Linked DNA regions of Homo sapiens: region 1 is linked to region 2. The links are chromatin loops, found by intact Hi-C in ENCODE. Cell type or tissue: heart right ventricle. All regions are shown on one strand.

The links. A loop is a pair of places that touch in the nucleus more often than their neighbours do. Peaks named below come from ENCODE experiments on the same cell type or tissue, not always from the same donor. Only the 100,000 strongest peaks of a DNase experiment are listed, where the experiment ranks them.
Region 1: a loop joins it to region 2, with 2.3 times the contacts of the local background. A loop is called at or near these places in 19 of 110 quality-filtered maps.

The regions. Positions count from the first base shown.
Region 1 is chr15:89,076,554-89,079,053 of GRCh38, reverse strand. The region is part of intron 3 of CARMAL (coronary artery disease region linked MFGE8 regulatory lncRNA); the gene reads right to left. It also overlaps a transcript of ABHD2 not described here. Among named protein-coding and RNA genes, the nearest start is that of ABHD2, 11 kb to the left of the region's middle. In heart right ventricle, no CTCF peak of the experiment used is centred here; no DNase peak of the experiment used is centred here.
Region 2 is chr15:89,164,108-89,166,607 of GRCh38, reverse strand. The region is part of intron 5 of ABHD2 (abhydrolase domain containing 2, acylglycerol lipase); the gene reads right to left. Among named protein-coding and RNA genes, the nearest start is that of RLBP1, 56 kb to the left of the region's middle. In heart right ventricle, no CTCF peak of the experiment used is centred here; a DNase peak (open chromatin) is centred at 1,464; H3K27ac peaks cover 2,230 bases.

The DNA of each region.
Region 1 (2,500 bases), 88 kb after region 2:
AAGATGTTAATCTACATAGTTGGCCAGGCACAGTGACTCATGCCTGTAATCCCAGCACTTTGGGAGGCTGAGGCAGGTGGATCACTTGAGGTCAGGAGTTCGAGATGAGCCTGGGCAACATGGTGAAATGCCCATGTCTATTAAAAGTACAAAAAATTAGCCAGGCTTGGTGGCAGGCACCTGGAGTCCCAGTTATTCAGGAGGCTGAGACAGGAGAATTGCTTGAATCTGGGAGGCAGAGGTTGTAGTGAGCCAAGATCGTGCCACTGCACTCCAGCCTGGATGACAAGACTCTGTCTCACAAGAAAAAAAAAAAGAAAAAAAAAAAGCCTACATTGTCAGGGTGAGATTCAACAGAACTGTGTTTTAGGGGTAGTTCATCAGGAGGATATGTATTCTGAAAGATTTGGGACCCACAAAAAATTTCCTTGTAAGCAATTGTGAGGAAGGCCACCTGGGGAGATAGATGGCCTTCCGTTATCACATACTCATTCCTAACTAAGTACCCAGAGAAAAACATGGACAATAACGTTCATAATAGCGCCATTTGTAATAGCTTAAGGTTGTAAACAGTCCAAATATCCAAATGCAACGATCTGTTTAGGAGCAAAAGGAAGGCAGTTTTTGTGTGACTCAGTTTCCAAGCTTAATTTTTCCCTTTGACATAGTGAGTTTGGGGTCCCAAGGCTTTATTTTCTTTTCACAGTTATATGCCCTATCATGATGATTTATTATGAAGCCATATTTTAGTCCAATTAATCTGGAGGCAATGTTCAGAGAAAATTAGAAATAGGAGAGGTTGGAGCCAGGTAGAAGAGATAACAGGTTATTGCATTAGTTTCAATGTAAGTTGTTAAGGGCCTGAACTAGACAGTGGAAGTAAAAAGAAAAGAATAACAGTGATGTGAGCATAGATTCTTCAGGACTTCCCCACAGATTAAATATGGGGTGCAAGAAAGAGAGAAGGGTCAGAGATGATCCCAAGGTGGTTCTAATATGGGAGAGAAAGGTAAATTTACTTTAGATCTGTTGAGATTTTGGTGACACATATATTCAAGGGAAAGGGAAAATATGACATCATTACTAGAAAGGGAGCATTGGTAAGCAGGGGAGAGGCTGAGTTTTGTAGACAAGGGGATTTGGAGTCATAGTTTCTAGGTAACACGTTGCAAAAGCTGTCCACAGTACAAGATAATGGAAGTCATAGGCATAGACAAGTTTCAGAGAGAAAGAAAAGCAGACCAGGTTAACTTGAACTTGGGAGAATGAAACTTGGCAGGAGGAGAAAAACAGTGAAGGAGCTTGAGAAGTTACCACCACAAAGGGAGGAAGGGTTGACAGCTAACATTTATAAAACCCTTACTAAGAGACAAGCACGATTCTAAGAGTTTTAGATTTTTTTAAATATTTAATCCTCCCAATAACTCCACAGGGTGAATATGATTATGCCTGTTTTACAGATTAAGAAACTGAGGCCAGAGAGGTAAAATAATGTGCTTGAGGTCACAAAAGTGATATTAAGTAAACCCAAAATTAAAACCTTGGCAACATGAGCATGCATAATTCTCATTCTTAAGTATGTACCCAAAGAAACACACGGACAATAACATTCACAATAGCACCATTCGTAATAGCTTAAGATTGTAAACTGTCCAAATGTCCATCAACACTAGAATGGATAAACAGATTGTAGAACATTCATATTCAATGGAATACTATGCAGCATTGGGAATGAACAAATCATTACGATAAGCATGCCACCAGCATAAAGGTGAGTGAAAGAAGCCAGTCATCCAAGAAATGTATGCTATGATTTTATTTATATAAAGTTCAAAAAGAGGTAACACATGGCTGTGGTGTGAAAAAGTCACCTGACCTTTGTGAGGTGGTAGAGACTGGGAAAGGGCCTGAGAGGGGGTTCTTGGGTGCCAGTGATGCCCTGTTCCTGAGCTGGGTGGTGGTTACACAGGTGTGTTCACTTATGAAAATTCATCAAGCTGCTCACTTATGATTCATGTACTTTTCTGTGTGTAGGTAACAAACAAAAAGTACTAAAAAACAAGAAAGCAAAATAGAACCAGGGCATCTGATTTGAGGACCTACCCCCTTAACCACAGAGTGATCCAGAGAACAAGGGTCTTTTCTCCTCTTCCACAAAGAAAAATGTGGAAGGGGACCTTATAAAATTATAAATTTAAAAGAAATTGAAGAGATAGATCAACCAAATGGAATGTATGGGTCTTATTAGCATCCAAATGAAAACAAACCGTAGCTGGGTATTATGGATCATGCCTGTAATCCTAGCACTTTGGAAGGCTGGGGCAAGTGGATCACTTGAGCCCAGGAGTTTGAGACTGGCCTGGGCAACATGGTGAGACCTCATCTCTACAAAAATACAAAAAAGTAGCTGGACATGGTGGCATGCACCTGTAGTCCCAGCTACTTGGGAGGCTGAGGTGGGAAGATCACCTGAGCCCAGGAGGTAGAGGCTGCAATGGGT
Region 2 (2,500 bases):
GCCCAAGAGATAATTTTTGTTTTGTTTTTGAGACAGGGTCTCACTCTGTCACCCAGGCTGGAGTGCAGTGGCATGATCACGGTTCACTGCAGCCTTAATCCAAAAGATAGTTTAAAAAACAAAAAAGTTCCTGTATTAAACCCAGTTGGACATTAAAGATTTCCTCCTCCCAGCAAGAGAATTCAATGCTGTGATTTCACGTACTTCCTCACAGCTTGATGTCTAATGCCCGAGAGTCAAGAGTTTAGAAATAAGGGAAGGGCCCACTTCTTCCCTGTTTAAACTCACAGGAAAAAAGCAATTTAAATATTCGAGGCCATTTTCAATGCCAAATGCCCCAGCTTGGTGTTTTGGTGGGAGATGGGTACTAAGTTCTTAGAAGGCTCATGATCCTAAGGGACTCGTTACCTTTGGGGAGCCAGAGCCAGGTTATTTTTATTCCTTTCACTTGACATAGAAGATATTGTTTTTAATCCTATTTTTTTCTCTCTTTAAATCAAGATCAAACTAATAAGATCCTTTGTTACTTGGCTCTTGATTTTCTGGTGATAAAACTTTCAAGATATGAAGGTATGATATGGAGGCCAGAATAAGCACAAGCTGGAAAATTCTGGTTTTCAGTTTATTCTTTGGCTAGTGGATTTGATCTACCTCTTCTTTGCTCTGAACATGAATACTGGACTGTTGGGATAAGGCACTCGGCCAAAGAGAGACAGAAGAAGCAGAATGCTGCCTGAATTCACTGGGCCCCTACAGAATCACTGACAAAAACACTCACATTCCAAACATTGTTTAGTTTAGAAGGTCAATTAAGTCAATAAAGAGTAAGCCAACATGTCTACTGCTGCAGTGCCTCGATTAAAGATTAGGCTCTTTATAATAAATACACTTCAAGAAAATCTTCATGACTTCTTCATCTTCCTTGATTTCCAAGTGTTATTGACCTCACCCACATGACAGGGTTGTTTACCTGGCCTGACCCAGTAGAGTACCCTATTAGTTAAAAAAATTTTTTTTTTTTAGAGACAAGGACTTGCTATGTTGCCCAGCTGGTCTTGAACTCCTACCCTCAAGCTATCCTCCTGCCTTAGTCTCCTGAGTAGCTGAGATTACAAGTGCATGCCACCTCGCTTGGCACAATAAGAAATTTAAGACAGTTTGGTAAACTTTACTCTTGTAGGTGTTCTTCACATTTATTTTTACTCAGGTTAGCTAATGTCTTTATCAAAAGAGACATATTTAGTATTTTCCAGTTTAAAGAATTTATGAACTATACAAAAGTTAAGTGTGAGGAATTTTTTTAAAAAAAAAAAACATTTTTTAGAAGGTTAAAATGTAGCATGTACTACAGTAAAAACTCTTTCCAGTACTGATTTTAAGGGCTGGCTCTGTATATAGAAGCCAGTGGCTTTGAGCTGGAGGCGTGTGGCCCAAACAGATTTGGCCAAGAGGCCAATACTGAAGGTTGTCCAGCTGGAAAGCAAGCATTGCATACTGCAGAATAATCACCACAGCCGACATCCCTGTACACAGAGCTGTAACTCAGACTGAGCTCAAAGAAGGAAGAATTTTATGCTCAACACGAGCAGGTTCTTAAACTCGTCCTTGCAGAAATTCCAAAGTTCACATGAGGTCAACTGTATGAACTGGATGCAGAGGTAAGGTCATTTAACAGTTCAAGTAAATGTTTACCTTTTCTCCTCTAAGGTGGCTCACAGAAAACACAAAGTTAGAGTGAAGGGCCAATGAAGATGATAATCGTTATTGTTTACTGGTATTTGCTGGACTCTATGCCATGCACTTTTATATTATTGCCATTTTTTTTTTTTTAAAGACAGGGTCAGTCTCTGTCGTCTAGGCTGGAGTGCAGTGGCGTAATCTTGGCTCACTGCACTCCTGGGCTCAAGCGATTCTCCTGCCTTTGCCTCCCAGGTAGCTGAGATTACAGGTGTGTATCATCACACCTGGCTTTTTTCATTTTTAGTAGAGATGAGGTTTCACCATGTTCTATCAGGCTGGTCTCAAACTCCTGGGCTCAAGTGATCTGCCAGCCTGGGCGTCCCAAAGTGCTGGGATTACAGGTGTGAGCCACCATGCTGGGACTTATTGCCAAATTTCTTAACAGTCTTTCTCAGCTTTCTCGACCAGGCAGTCAAACCTTCAGCTGTTGGACTATAAAGCACAGGTTCTCTCCCGCTGCAGGCCTTTCCTGACCATCTCTCTCTAAGTGATACACTAGATGGAGGAGATTAACACACAATAATATAAAAATTAGAAATGCAGATCTGGTCCCTGTCTGTGAAAAGGTTGCTGTTGGTAAATATTCCTTTTGGACAAACCTAGCCAATAAGCTTAGACCGACTGTGACTGTGCACCCTCCTTCCCCAACTAGATGGTGAGAGTTCCTCATAGACTGGGATCTTCCTGAAGGCAGGGACTCGAATCCACACCTGTATTCCCATCGCAGAGGCTGGCCCCATCATTGTCTGGAGGATGCTGG